Linked DNA regions of Homo sapiens: region 2 is linked to region 1. Evidence: chromatin loops called from intact Hi-C (ENCODE). Cell type or tissue: dorsolateral prefrontal cortex. All regions are shown on one strand.

Region 1 (8,000 bases):
GAAAGCAAAAGCTATGGAAGATAAAAGGCTGTCCTTTGCAAAAGTCTAAGGTAATTAAAGAATACTAAAGGCCTGTATTGATTTCCAAGGGCTGCTCTAAGAAATTGCCCATAAACCTGGTGGCTTAAAACAACACAAATTTATTATTTCATAGCTCTGGAGTGCAGAAGTCCAAAATTAAGGTATCAGCAGGATTGATTTGTTCTGGAGCCTCTGAGAAAGCATCTGTTTCATGCCTCTCTCCCAGCTCCTGGTGGCTGTTGGCAACTTTAGGCATTCCTTGGCTCTGTCTTCACGTGGCTTTCCACACTGGGTCTCTGTGCTTTCTTTGATAAGGACACTTGTCATTGGATTTGGGATCCACCCTAATCCAAGACGATCTCATATTGAGATCCTTACCTTAGTTCCATCTGAAAAAAAATATTATTCCAAATAAAGTCACATTTTGAGGGTCCAAGTGGACATACTTTCAGGGGAATACCATTGAACCACTATAGAGCCTAAGTGGTCGATGAGTGAGAAGAAGGAGAGATTTTTCTCTTGACTAAATTATTTTGGAGCTATGGGGAGGGAGAGAGTAAAACCACATTACCATTTTGTAGCCATATCCCAAGGAGGAGATGAAATTTGGAGGGGAAGGCAGCATGGTACACCTACACATAAGCAGGCTGAGCCCAAGGCCCTGCCTCCTCAGCCCCCAGCCTGACAGTGAATCTGTCACTCAGTGAAGAGCCATCAGACTTCAAGGGATTGCTGTGGGTTTGGCCATAAGAGATGAGAGGCAACCTGGATGTCCAGGCAATTGGAGACTCTTGCTCACTATCTTCTGAGCAAGATAAGCCTCCCCAGATTCCTGTGCAGCCTAGGAAGGGAGGGGCCCCAACAGCAACTGGACTGAATCTCTCACCAGACACTTGAACTGGCAGCTCAGAGTTGGACTTCTAAGTTTGAAGAAAATAAAGCTAAATTTTCCAGACTGAGATTCACTGTTGCTCTGTTAAACAAAATCCCCAAATACAAGCTCCATGGACTGATTGTAGTTGGCCTGGTTTTCCCAGGTTTCAGCCATGTGGCTCCTCCTCCTGCTACTATCCTTGTTAGTCCTGAGGTCCCCTGGTTAGCTCTGGGGAAGAGAACAGAGCAGATGCTGGGACACACTGGTGGGTTGTGGTGGTATCAGATCTATGGACAGAGGCCACCAGCCAAGACCACCTCCAGGGACTGAGCCTCCAAAAGAACACTGGGATACCTTCCTTTCTAGTTGTAATCCACCCACCACTTTTCATCTGGAATCATTTCTATAGGTAGGAAAAATAAAAGATGGGCCTTGTTGGTGAAATGCAAGGGGAGCCAAGCTCAGGTATCATGCAAGGCTATGCAATAGGAAAAGTGCAGAGCTGGGTGATCATTTCCACTATGTGGATGCAGTACAGTTGATGTGTACTTTGGGCTAGTTTGGTTTTTTAAATAGAACATTTCCCCTGCTAATAAGCTAGAGAGCTCAGTTCCTCTTTTTGTAAGTGGGTGTGGATGACGTAGTTCTATTGACACTTTGCTATGTTTTTTTCCAACTGTAGCTCTTTTATCTTCTCACACCTTTCAGCTACAGATTTATTCCTCATATTCACTCCTCTCTCTCCTACCTCCCTATTTCTATAGGTGTTTATGTCCTTTCAGTGAGCCCAGCACAACAGCTGCTGCCACTTATTGAGTGCTGACTGTGTGCCAGATGTGTTCAACACCATACATGTGCATATTTCTCTTAATCTTCCTTGCAACTTTAAGTGTATTATGTGTATTATCTCCAGTTTACAAATGAGGAAATAAGCCCAGAGAGGTTCAGTAACTTGCTCAAGATTGCACAGCTCATAAGAGGTGGAACTGGAATTTGAGGTTATATCTGTCTGATATAAGGCCAAGCTTGCAGCACTGCTTCTTGGCACTGTGCTGTTCTGTGAGATAAGAGGCAATTCTTGCAATTCTCACTTTAGTGTCTGTAATGTTGGTGGAGGGTGAATGAGTATTGCATCTCAGCTGCTGCTCGCAGGTAGTGGCAGGACCAAACCACCCAGGGCTCTGGGTGTTTGCTGTTGGCAGAAGCTTCTCCTGGTCTGCCTGATGCTCCAAGTAGGCAGGCCATTAGGGAGCCCCCCAAGGTGATGGCTGTTATTTTCAGCTGAGGGATCCGAGCAGAACCCCCAAAGAAAGAGTTATTTCAAACTGGGCCTTTGTTCCTTCCTCTTCCAGTGATTGCAATTCTGGGCCCCAGCTGGAGGTCTAGATTGCAAGATCAGGAAGGAGCTGGGCCAATTTTCTGGTTGCTTCTTTGCACTAAGCTCTTGTGTTTTCACAGCAGCCACAGGCCCTACATCCTTCCTGGAGACCCCAGGGTGGAACACAAGCAAATTCATCTCTTTTCACTTCCCCACCCCCTTGCATGGTGACTCTTGATTTGCTATGCTCAGAGCCTGTCATTGCTGGGTAGGGGCTTGCATATGGCCCCCATTTGAAATGAATGGTTTTTGAGGGGCTCCTGGAAATGTGTTGCAGGTGAGCTCCTGGACACTTGGCTTGCCTGCTGCTTCAGCTCTGTTTGCTTTGACTAATTGTGTTTTCTCTGCCAATTTGTCTGAGTAAAGTTTTTCTATCCCACTTTGTCCGACGTCTACATGGTACATCTGGTACCCATTTGGCTGAGATGGGGGCAGGAGCAGGGTGGTTAATTGAATGCTTGGCACAGGGCTGCAAGAAGAAAACTGAGAAGAAAGGCAAGAACTGGGAGAAGAGCTTAGAGAATGCTCTAATGCTTGGAGCCTTTGCAAAGTCCTGAAACTCTACAATCTCTTTTCCTCCACTTGGTTTCTGTTTAGAAACAGAGCCTTAAAAAGGGCAAGAGAAGGACTTTGATGAGATTCTGAAACTAGATTGCAACTACTGTTTTAGTATAAACCCCGCAGTGCCCCATCTTTCTCCCACAGGGCCCATGGCTTCTCGGTAGGTGGCTAGGGTATCACTAAGCCCTGTTTGTGGAAGGGGAGAAAGAAAGAGCTGGGAAAGATCACCTGTCTATGTCTATTTTTGTACGCATCTAATTTGGAGCCTCTCGTTCTGCAGTGGGAATTTTGGCTCCAGATCTTGGTCTGGTTCCCAGGATACTGAGTAGAAGTAAAAGTGAAGCAGCACCACTTGGAATCCCTGCTTCTGGCAAGGGTCCAGGGCCAGCCCAGGCACTGCATGGGCTCTCTCTGCCTGTCTACCTGTCGTTCTGTCTCTTTCTCTGCTTCTGATTTTGAAAGACCAAAAAGAGCATGGATCCTAGAGTCACAAAGTGTAGGTTTCAGATCTCAGCTCCTGCTAGATGTGTCATCTGGCAAGTGCCTATTCACTTTGGAGCCTCAGTTTCCCCTTATAAAATGTGACAATTCACACATTGTTCCAAGGAGTAAATGACATGATTCAAAACGCAAGTCAGCTCTGCACCTCTCTAAGGACTCTCTACTCAACCCTGAAAGGAAAGTAGTGTCATCACTGTCAGCATCCCTGTTTTATGGAGGAGGAAACTGAGGCACAAAGATGTTAAGTGACCTGTCCATGGTCTCACAACCAGTAAGTGGCAGAAGTGGCCAGAGTCCAGGCAGGGAGTCTGGCCCAGAGCCGGCGCAGGGAAGCCTGCTCTGCTGCCTTTGTAAAGCTTGGGTGCTCCCAGCGCTGGGCCTGGACAGAGGAGGCACCCACTCAACAGCAGCCCTGACTCTTACCACCCCAGGGATGCCGAAGCTGCAGCCTATTCCAGCCGCCGTCTGGAAGAACAATGGCCCTGGGGGCCAGCAAGCCTTAGAGAACAAGAGCGACTCAAGGAGAGAAGGCCGCGGCAGGCGCTGAGGCTCTCACAAAAGTAAGGGCAGCAGGGGCAACCCAAGGAGGTGGGGAAGGGCACGCGGGAAACGAGGTCGGCGCCCAGGCCTGCCTAGGCCGGCCTCCCTCCCTCCGCAGGTCCTGGGGCTCCTCCGGGTGGCGCTCTTGAAATCCATCGTCACCTTCCAAGCGGCCCTCGCGCGACTGCAGCCAGCCCCGGCGGCTCCTTGCCTGCCTGCGTGCCCTTGCGGCGGCTGCTGTCTACCCTAAACAGCTCCAGATTTAGGGCTCCTCCATCTGATTGCTCTTCCCCAGCCGCCTGGTGCTTTCAAGTGGGCCCGACACGCTCCCGGGACTTGGCCACGGTCCCTGCATCTCCTGATGAGAGCCCGCGCTTCTAATTCGGGTCCGCCCCGCACTCTTCCCGCGCCCTGCCCGCGCTGTCATTACGGCGCTGTCGCTGCTCCCACAGAAAGCAGGCGGCCGCAGCTCTCGCTGGCCCGGGGCCAGACCCAGGCCCGCTACGCCGCCTCGCGGACTGGATCCACCCCTTGCAGACAGGCACCCTGCTTGGGTGTTGTTCCTGAAGGTGCATAGGGAGGCTCCTGGGAAGACAGGGAGACTTTAAGAAGGAGAAAGGTGCGTTTACAGGATGGATTTGAAAGAATCACACTTTACTGGTCTGCCCAAGACACCTCACACCCAAAAGAAGCAAAGAGGTGTTCTGGAGGAAGGACAGAGGGAGAGGCTGCAGGTGCCCTGTGGCTGGCCATGTCATGATCTGACTCCTTGGCAGTGTCTTGGTACACGATTCCTTATGTATTTTGCATGCAAATCTAGTCAGGTTGGGCCTTGAAAGGAGCCCTGCCTGGTAGGCTTCACCCCCTTGGGCAGTCTGGGTGTGACTCTGGCTCAACAAGTTAGTTCTCTGCTCTGAACTTATTTTCCTCTTATGAAAATGAGGATAACGGTGGCGCTCTCGTGTGGAAATGACAAGTCACCCAAACTACCTGGCACATAGTAGGTCCTCAAGAAATGATAGGCCCTTCTTTGTTAAGGTCTCTGGCCCCCATACTACTCCTATGCATAACTTTTGGTCCATCTGTCTCTCTTACCTTCTCCCCAAGGCCAGCACCGAAGTGGTCCTCACACTGTGCTAGACTCCATTGACTTGAGGAGTTGGATTGCTGCTAGCTAGCCAGTGAGGGCAGAGAGGTCTATGTCTGAACCTCGGGATATCTACAGGAGTGACTTTCAGTGTTCTCTTGCCTCATAACTATGGCAGACCCACAATTCAACAACCATGGCATGGGAAGGGTATGTAAGGGATCAGACCTCTTGGGGATAAGGGTCTCTGTCACTGCACAAAACAAGCAACTTACACTAACTAAATGCTGACCGAGGATGAGGGAAATGGAGAATGGGTGGTAGAAATAAGTGGTGTATACCAAGTATGGTCTTGAGATCAGCTGAGGCAGGGGAATCAGAACTTGTGTCACTCATACTCTTACACTAAGTCCTGGTAAAGGCTGCAGCCTTGAAAAAGACTCAGATTAGGTTTAGAGGGTCCATGACAGATATGCGAGGTACAAGGGATATCTCCTGTGCCCCATTTCAAATCCTCCCAGTGTCACTCCCTACTCTTCTGACCATTACAGTGGCCACTTCTGCACAGGTGTCAAAACAGCTTTGCTCTGCAGCAGTGTGGCAATGTCTGCCCCAGGACCCCTCTGAAGCTGCTGTGTAGAATGTCTGTAGAATCCACTGGGCACTCACCCATGGACAGCCTGGAGATGTGAGGAAGTTAGTGTCGAGAACCACCTTTGACCAATGGAAGGCAGGATCCTATGGATAAATGCTGAACCATTTTACTCCCCAAGCAGATAAATAAAAGCTGCATCCTATCAGGATCTTTAGAAGGTCCCATGGAATTGACCATCTGTTGTCCTAGGAGCAGCCCACTCACTTATGCATCTTTGCCTTTCCCCTGTTTCACTCCTCGGATCCTGTCTCTGGATCCCTTTGATCACTTTTTATAAAAACTACCTTCAGGTAAGTCTTTGTTTCAGGCATGGCTTTTAGGGGAATCCATGCCAAGCTAGCCATTTATAAAGCTTAAGGACAAAAGGGAAGATGCGAAGAAAATATTTTCACAAAGTGGGCACATTAAAGAAGTGTCATAAAACTGCCAGGTGTGCTGAGTGCCTATTTTGGGTGTGCAGTAATGTGATGAAGATAAACTTATTAGCATCTTTGTGTTTTCTGCCAGAACTTTGAGCACCTCAGGTGTAGTCATAAGATACGTGGATATGGACTTAATCTTTAATGTGCATTTACCAGATGAGTTTGACAGAAAGAGAAAGGTTAGAAAAACAGCAGAATGCACAAAGCAGTAATTATAATGGTGAACAAAGGAATTAAGCAGAACAAGAAGGTAAGTGAGGATAAAAAGAAGAACATATATAATGTATTTTTTGTATATTTATAAAGACGTAAAAACAGTAGGGTCAATGGATTGATTTCAGAGCATGGGGAGTACTGACATACAGATTTTGGAAGTGGTGCCTTAACTGGTGGTGACAGGGTTAGGGACACAATCATGAGAGTGTGGCCTAGGTGAAATAGAGATTAATGATTGTTGGAGGTGAGGAGGTCAGGGAACTCAGATGGCAAGGTATTCCATGAGTCCCTATTCTACAAGGTTGTTAAAGTCACCAAGAATGGTGATGGGAATAGGGGATAGGAACAGGTGTTAAAGTTATTAATGAATGAAGGGAGTGAGTTGGTAGATGACAGTTTAGCAGATATGGATGGCAGATGGTCAAGTTTGGAGACATGAATTTCAGAGGATCTAGGGGCTTTGAAGGAGGGGAGAAGATAACTGAATTCAAAGTACAATGTGACATTTATTCCACTTTCAGTCTGACATAAAGAGAATAAGGTGGGACAGGAATTGTCTCCATTTGAGAGGCTGCAGATGAAGGGGACAGCCAAATTTCCATTAAGGCAAGATATAAAGAGACCTTATGAAAAGGGACAAAAGATATAGGGGAACTTGGTGATGGCAGATCCTGAGTCTCAGGATGCATAGTATGCAAAGGTTGGCAATGTGGACAGGGAGTGAGAAATGGAGATAATACTTGCCTTATAGAACTGTTGCAAATACGAGAGATAATTTTATGTAATGTGGCCAGTAGAATGTCTGGTGAAGATGATGATGATGATAATGATGATGATGATGATGATCATTTCCAGAAGAACAAGAGTTAAAGGGGAAGCATTGGTAATGTCAGAAGAAGCGCTCATTTGGGAATCAAAATGTTCTCAAGTCTCTTCCTGGCTCTACTATTAACTAGCTGTGCAGCCTTAGGCAAATCAATCACCTTTGTTCTGTGGGCCATGTATAAAAGGAAAGAGTTAGATAACATCAGTGATTGTCCAGTAGGAGGTGGCAGGGTGGTCATGTGTCAAATACATATGATAATTTCCTAAAGCACTTTTTCAAAACATGTGTATTTGGGGTCCCCCAATAGGTCAAATTTCATTTTCTGGGGGTAAGGACCCAGGAAGTGCATTTCAAAAAAGTTTTTCAGGTAATTTAATAAATCCTCCCTCCACCCTCAGCCCATTTTTTTTTCCTTCAGGAAACTGCTTGCCAAGAAGCTAGGCTTTTCCCTCCCAATGTCATCACTCAGAAAATGACAGTGAGAAAGACATGGTTTGTCCATCAGAGCTGGGTCAGAGCATTTATCAGAAGAGACCAGATGGCCTGAGGTCTTCCCTCAGTGGGTGGATGGCCAAAGGGCAAGTAGCAATATTTTTACAGCTTCATTCTTTGGGCATTTCCCCCATGCAAATGCATAAGAATGAGAAATAAGTCAGCACAATGCAGGGATTTTTTTGTTTGTTTAATGTCAGATCACATCATTTGCTGCTGCACAGCCAACCATTGGCTTGCTTTGAGGAAGGTGGCTCCTTGGGGAGAAGGGGATCTGAGAGAAGCACAGCAAGACCAGGGCAGAAGTGGGGAGTGAACCCAGCACATAGAGCGCAGACCAGTGTCTTACTCATCCCTGTATCCGCGGCACCTAGGAAGGTGTGCAACTCATAATGGGAACTCAACAAATTTGTTAAACTGAAATCAA
Region 2 (8,000 bases), 190 kb after region 1:
AAATGATCATGTTTGAGTCAGTGATGGATCCTAACCTTGTACAAGCAGAAAATATGAAACTGCATTGCTTTAGGATTTGAGTGGAAAGGGACTGATGGTTAAAGAGTTAATTTTTTTAGAGGCACTTTAAATCACAGTCATTGTCATTTTAAAATATAAATGTTATACATATCCATTGATTACTTTAGGTCATTCATTTTCAAAATATTTCCTCTTATGGCTACTTCTAAGCATCCTTGGTTTTTATTTTAAAAGCAAAATCAACATATCTACTGAAGGTTAGTCACAAATTTCACATTGTCAGCAATATCTAGTTTATTTTAAGAAAGGAGAGATTACCAAGAAAATGATCCTCTCTAAGGTTATCTGACACCATTTCTCCACCTTTTGGTTCTGAACATTGAAACCATGTCTGTGAAATAATACTCCAAAAGTGCTAATGTTAACAATATCTAATGATACAGGAATCCCATGGCAGGCTCTGAGGGCTGGAAACTTTGCCTTTAACTGGGTTTACTGAACCAATGAGAAGGCAAAAGAGATGCTTTTCTCAGAAATGTTGATCTAATCTTCTTTAAGTACCATTTTTTGAAGGATCTGTCAGCATGTGCCCAGTGGACATCTCTGCACCCTGTAGCCTGGGGACCTTCCACAGCACACAGGTTCTCTGCAGTAATAACAGTAATAACAGTGCTTTAGGTTTACCTGGGCTTCAGGCTTTGTAAAAACAGGACATCATTTGATCTGCACCAAAACTCTGAGAGAAAACTTGGCTTTCTAATAATCTTACACATAAGGAACATTATTCTCAGGATGATTAATTAAATCAGAGGCTGCCAATATTGACTGATCATCACAATCACCTGATGGGCATTGATTCATAGATGCCCATACTTCAGCCCTGGAGATCAGGTTTGTCTTGGGCAACCCAGTACCTCAAGCAGCCTCATGCCTAAAATTCTCACTCTGAAGGATAGGAATCTAACATTGTCAGAAGAGGTCATGGATCAGCACCATTTTCAAACGCTGGCATCCGTTAGCACATTTAACAACTAACACTGCACAAAAGGATCATTAGGGAATAGTCTCTGTTCTTGGAGACCTCAAAGATGAGTGGCTTTATGGAATTCATAAAGCATCACTTAGATGAGGTACACATACAGGTCATGACCAAATAGAACATGGGTGAAATAATCTGAAGGGGAAAAGCAGAGGAAGCGAGTGACATGCAGGGGCTTTGAGAGTAGGGGAGGTGTCAAAATGGATAACGTAGGCAATAACAGCCAAATATGCCCGTGTTACAAGTGTAGAATCAATTCTGCATGATAGTCTTAGCATACACACACACACACACACACACACACACACACACATTCTCTTTGCAGCTCATCCTCTATCAGCAGAAGATTTACCTTTACAAAGCAGAAGATTTGGGGGGAAATATAAAAATAGGAAACACTTATCTAGTGCTTATGATGTAATGGGAACTCAAGGGAATGTATACATATGGACTAATTTAATCCTCACAGCAACCCTATAAGGCAGATGCTATTACTACTCCATCTTACAAAGGAGGAAACTGAGGCCCAAGGAGGTTAAGGAGCTTGCCTGATGTCACACAGCTAGAGAGTGATGGATTTGAACCCAGGCACTGGCTTCTCTGCAGGTCAGTGACATGCAGTCTCTTCTCCCATGCACATAGTTTCATTTGCGGACATCTTTTCATTCCCACCCACCACTAAGTTTTGACCTGATTGTTAAGTTCAGATATAATAGGTATCTCAGAGGTCGTAATCACAACAAGCTTTCTCTTTCAGCTTCCTGTCTGCAATTAAACACAGATGTGCTACAACAACATCAATAATCCCACTAAAGAATTAGTGTGTCTGGACTGACAATGTAACGTATCAGGAGCCATCAACTTTCTGACAGCTATCGTAGGACTTTAAAACATATCTGCCAGATGTTTGTCACAAGGATTCTCCTGAGAACCAGTCACAGGATCTTGTCTGTAGATTCTGACTGCAGTTTTCTACATGAACCTGAAGAAATGGTGACAAAGGAAAATACAGGCATGCCAATCACTACCCACCAAATGTCCCTGACACCAGTCAAAGAATCACTGATTAACCTGGAGAGCACTGCAAGGTGAGCTATAGGCTTGTTCTTGCTCTTTAAAATGTCCTAGAGTGTCTAAAATAACACTATTTACGGCCTAACGCTTCCTCTGATGTACACATTTCCTTTAAAAAAGGATTTTGTAGTCAATCATTTTTTTTCAGTATGTTTTAGCGTGTTAAGTTGAAAATTACAAAGAACAATATTTGGGTAAAGTGATAAAACACATAACTTTACACAGACTAAGTCTTTTTAGTCAAGGGGAGAAGTTCTATTTTTCCAAGCCAGGGTAAAGGCAGGTGCCACAGAGGTCTATGGGAATGAAATGAGATGGTGCATATAAAAAAGCTCTGCAAAACTTTACACTAATTACCTGGCCACTTTCTGGGTCAACTGATGATTTGCTAATAAATGAAATACTCCGGGTTCATTAAAGGGACGCTCTTCTCCATCCTTCAGCATAGCTACACAAGGCCATGGAGCAATTTAGTTAAGCGGCCCGGGCAGTATGAAGGTGAGACAGCCACCGTCTTGTGAGGGAGCATCAGGCCACATCCTCTGTACTGGCAGGAAGGTTCAAAACCGATCTATTTCGGTGAAGGGACAGCTATGGAAAAGCCTATTTACACTTACAGGAAGTGTTACTAATGGGGCACTTTTACAAATCCAATAGAAAATAATTTCATAAGAGGTGCCAAAATGTTGCCAGATGGGACAAAAATGAATACGTTGTCATTCCACCATTGCCAAAATATGCTGGAAAATTTTAAAGAGTAAAATCTTTTGTGGATTGGGTGTAGGGATAAGTTACTAATGATGGCGATCCTGTCTCCAGGAGAAAAGCATCTTCTAGCAAGACAAGGGCCCAAGAGGAGTTGGCCCTGCTCTAGGGAGCATTCGCTCATTGTGAATCTTTGTGAGTCACCAAAGGACACTTCTCCATTTAGAAAAAAGCAAACCGCTTAGAAAACTATAGAGGGAAAATGAGTACATACAGCACATATGCACATACAATATATTATTATTAGACAACTATATTACTTTGAATAATACGTTACATAATTTTGTATCAGATCTATTTTTTGTGACTGTGTTTGGAAAGTTTTATTAACATATTCACTTTAAACACAAATACCTTTCAGTACTTGAAAATCCATTAAGTATAATCTTAGCCAAATTTCTTATAAACCTCAGTGAAACCACCTCTGAACTCCAGGTTCAGTCCCTCAAAGGGATTAAATCTTAAACACACCATCACAACCACAGCTCTGGCGGCTCACACTTGGTGTCATTAGCGTCTATTTAATATGGCAGCTGATGCCTTGTGGTCCCTTGCAAAAGGGGGAGAGCAGAGCCTTGGAGAAAAGTGAATTATAATTGCCTGCCACAGGACTGTGTGGCGCTGCCTGTGACAGCAGCAAATGGGGAAAATAGGAAGGCATTAGAGAAGGTCTGTTGTACTGATGAAGTGGAATTCCTAGAACACACTGTGCTATAAAATGAGATTTGGCTCCACAGTGCTGGGAGCAAACAATGGACTCAATAGTACCCGGCCTTGGTTGCTGGGCATATTCTAGCTCCTTTAGTCAGAGCAGCCTTTCATTCAAAGGAGCAGGAGCCACACTAGAGAATGGGAAAGAGGGGGTGGATTCCTGGTCCAGAGAAATCCTGAGAGTGAGATGTTAGGGGGGAAAAAACCAACATCCTTTCAACCAGGATGAATAGTACCATGATAAGATAGCTTCTCACACTCCATACGATACAGCAACCATGTATACCATTTTTTAAAATAAGTAATTATAGAAATGACTGATAAAATGTGTCCAGCCTGGGTTAATACCAATTGTGTTTTGGAAATATCTGTAGTGGAGCATGGATCGTTCTTAAATCTGTATTCCTGGAGAGGAGTGGGAAAAAGGAGACTTCAATAGGTAATGATAGGAGGAGGGCCACAGAGAGCCCTATAGTAGGAAAGGGCTTTCTACTGTAATAAACAGTAATAAACAGTAACATCAGTAAAAGTGTTTTAAACCATGCATTGTAAAACTACATCCTGCCTTAGAAAGAATTATTATTTGCCGGCACATAGATGGGAACAGATTCCAATAGTATTAATAATAAGCCAGGAGTTAGAGTTTGTTCCCAACTTGCAAAATTCAGAGGAAAAAAAGAGGAGAGAATGCTTACTCAAAAAGTGTCTCTAGCACTAAAAAGACAGTTGAACTGTTGAAATCAAACTTAATTGTATCCTGTACAAGTAGGAGCAAGCCCTATCTAATGATTTATGGGGCATAGTCAAACCAGTTTGCCCCTGAAATATCCACTTTAAAACAGCTTTAGGTTTTTAAAATCCATCTAGCAAAAATATTTGCACAAAACTACATCACAGATAAAATAAAATACACACATTTATTTGGAGGGGTTCATATTAAGATAATACGTAACAATTTGTATAAAGTATTTGTTCAAAAACTACTGCATAGAAACCAACTTTGTGGAGAAAATTCTGCATTTTAAGACTTGCTTTGGTGAGAGGTGGGTGGTGAAGTCCAAATGATCCTTCCTTGGCCTACCTTCTTAAAAGGTTTCAATTAAGTATATACATACAAGCATATATACATATAAAACAAATATTCAGTACCTTTTGGGAGTTTCATGTCAAGAAGCCCTGGAACCAAAAATCTCTGGCTATGGAGAAAGCTCAGTTCCCCAACAGGGCCTCCTCCCTAAGCCAGGAAAGGCAGGCTTGGGCGTTGAGATGGTCAACAGCAGATACAGCCCATTCCTGCCTTATTTGTTGAGATTGTCAGGAGGGTGCCAATTAGTGCCTATTTTGATGAAGCCTTTTGTGTTGTGAACATCTGTCCACTAGCATCTGGTCAGGGTCCAAGTCCATTTCACAAGAAACACCAAACAGCTGTCAGATGGTTCTGACTTTGGGTAAATACCAAATGAACACAATCCTCTCTGCCACCGGGAAGGAGGGGCCCCAGTTCCCATTATCCAGCTCCAGAGACACCCAGTCTCCAAGCTTTTGTTAGCACATTCCCTAACCCCTGACCAACAAGTTCCTTATTTTTGTGAATCAGGCTGTGCCCACCTGAGTAAACTAGAATGGATAAAGCCAAAATTAACTCTTGTTTGCTTGAGAGCTAATGATCAGCCCTTGTTTCTCTTCTTGACTCACCCAACTTCTTTTCTATCTCCTCATTACACCTCAGTGAAGTAGGGGTGAAGGCAGGCTCAGAATAGGGGTTTACTTTCCAATCTATCCACTTTGCTGTTTAGCAGTTCAGCTGTTTGGTTTTGTGAAAGACAAGTGTTTAAACCCCATGACTCAATCTGAAAATTCAGTTTATTGGTACGAGTAGTTAATGCCACATATAACAAAGTTTTATTATATAAAATAAACTTGTTTGTATCTATACATTGGTTTTGAGTCAGACATTAAGTTAACAGAGCCAGGTGCAGTGGCTCATGCCTGTAATCCTAGCTACTTGGGAGGCTGAGGCAGGAGGACCATTTGAAGCCAGGAGTTCTGGAGTAGCCTGAGCAACATGGCAAGACCCCCCCTCAAAAAAAAAAAATTGTAAAAATTATCCAGGCTCGGTGTGCACCTGTAATCCCAGCTACTCAGGAGGATCACTTGAGCCCAGGAGCTCGAGGCTGCAGTAAGCTATGATCATGCCATGCTACTACACTTCAGCTTGGGCAACAGGAGACCAGTCTCTAAAAGATAAATACATATTTTTAAAAAATCTAATTAATTGACAGAGATCTTTGGGCCCTCTTTGTTAGTGAAAATCCCTGAGTATTGTGTTTCCAAATACACAATCTACATTACCTACAATCTAAACACTGCATTCAGAAAACTCACCCAGTGAGGAAATACTTGATATTATGACCTCGGAGTTTCTTCCTCTGAGAACAGAAGACAGGAAGGCTATAGCTCAAGGCACCATGGGCCTGATAAACATAGGCTCCTAACTGGGCACTGGACCCAACAAAGGCAAATAACAACTGTAGCAAAACATAGTCACCTAACTCCTAATGCCTTATTTAATATTTTAGAAATATCCAATAAGATCTAATTTAGCACTCTGCACATAGTAGGCATGTACTATATTTCCTACATAAAATGAAATAATGATTACTTACTTAGTTATTTTAAACCATGCTCTGACACACAAAAGAACATAAAGAGACAGAAACTGGCAGAAAGATTCATCTGGACACTATCATCTCCTCATCATCTTTTTAGTTTTACTTGTCAAGAACCCATATCCTGCTGGTGACAAAAACATTGAATTTAGCTCATTATATTAGGAGGGTTTGGTGTCAAATATTAATAGCTAATTTTTATTGAGTGTTTATGTACCAGACATCATTCTGGTGCATATTGTTTCATTTAATCATCAGACTCCCTTTATGAGGAAGGTACCATTAGTATTTCCCCTTTACAGATGATGAATATGAGGCACAGAGATGTTAAGTAATGTTCCCAAGATCTCACAGCCAATAGAATAGCAACCTCCAGAGCCCATACTTTTAACTACTCTATCATAACACCCCTCTAGAAGAAAAGCTGACTTCCAAGTGTCATTTTGGTGTTCAGCTTCATTTTGTGTGTGTGTAGCGCTAATATGATTTTAGTTGTTCTTCCTGATCTGAGTTTCAGAACTTTGGAAAACCACTGTTACCAGTAACCATTTTTATAGAAAACATGTCAGTCACTCTGCTGCTGTAAGCTGGATGTACTTGGAGTGTTGCAACGTTACCTTCATAATCCACTGAGAATGCCATCATTATACATGCAAAAAATAGCTACTGTGTCTGAAATTTACTCTCCCCACTTTCTGCAGACTCTGGAGTATGCTTATTCTTCATCCAAGAAAAAGCAGAGTTGGCACTACTGTGAGAAAAGTACTTAACACCACCATTTAGGTTGTAGGGTGTGCTTCTCTTCTTAATATCTTTAGAGAATAATCTTTAAAGTGCTTGGATCTACTCTTTGAAGGTTTGTAATAGAAAAATGTGTTGAAGTTTGAGAACTCTTCTCTGAGGACTAATTATATCATAAATTTTGAGGCTGTCTGGTCAAACACATCCCACCCAATGGTGGTTGAAATACTTTTCTTTTTGTTTTTTGAGACAGAGTCTCATTCTGTCTCCCAGGCTGCAGTGCAGTGGTCCAATCTCCACCTCCTGGGCTCAAGCGATTCTCGTGCCTCAGTCTCCCAAGTAGCTGGGATTACAGGCATGAGACACCACTCCTGGCTAATTTTTGTATTTTTAGTAGAGACGGGGTTTTGCCATGTTGCCCAGGCTTGTCTCAAACTCCCGGCCTCAAGCCATTGGCCTGCTTTGGCCTCGCAAAGTGCTTTTCTTAATACTTATAATTTTTATTTAAACTAAAGAAGTTCTTATAGCCTTATTTAGAGAGAGCTTATTTTATCACATGTAGCTTTTTTGCACATACAAAATAGAAAATAAAAGTGAAGTTAATTGGTTAAGGTAGTCCTAAAACCTGTGTTAGACTTGGTATTCCGGATATGGCTTCAATTCAGTCATTGGTGTGTGTTTTTTCCAGTGCTGTCTTCTATGCCATCAAGAGCACTGGTGATGTGCACATTTTAATTTATTCAAAATCTTTCAAACTATGTATCATAAACTTAACACTCTAGCTGCTGACTAGATGGTAGCATTCTGTGTGTTTTGTCACCTTTCCGGGGATCTAAACAAAAGTGGTTGTGCTGAGATTCAGTAACACTAGAGGGCAGCCTCCAAGTAAAGTTAGAAACAAGCGATAGCACAACTATGCAATAATGTGGCACGTAATAGATAAATAATCTATAATTTGGTTTCTCGGCATTATGATACCA

Evidence for each region. Hi-C counts contacts between places; a loop is a spot of excess contacts. Peaks named below come from ENCODE experiments on the same cell type or tissue, not always from the same donor. Only the 100,000 strongest peaks of a DNase experiment are listed, where the experiment ranks them.
Region 2: a loop joins it to region 1, with 3 times the contacts of the local background. A loop is called at or near these places in 2 of 110 quality-filtered maps.

The regions. Positions count from the first base shown.
Region 1 is chr5:116,357,502-116,365,501 of GRCh38, forward strand. No RefSeq gene overlaps it. Among named protein-coding and RNA genes, the nearest start is that of SEMA6A-AS1, 86 kb to the right of the region's middle. RefSeq lists enhancers at 1,963-2,112, 3,207-4,003. In dorsolateral prefrontal cortex, a CTCF peak has its summit at 4,375; DNase peaks (open chromatin) are centred at 3,200, 3,829 and 4,220; H3K4me3 peaks cover 1,268 bases; H3K27ac peaks cover 4,426 bases.
Region 2 is chr5:116,549,980-116,557,979 of GRCh38, forward strand. The region is part of intron 1 of SEMA6A (semaphorin 6A); the gene reads right to left. Among named protein-coding and RNA genes, the nearest start is that of SEMA6A-AS2, 20 kb to the right of the region's middle. In dorsolateral prefrontal cortex, a CTCF peak has its summit at 7,891 (motif pointing right); DNase peaks (open chromatin) are centred at 3,592 and 5,088; H3K4me3 peaks cover 1,585 bases; H3K27ac peaks cover 8,000 bases.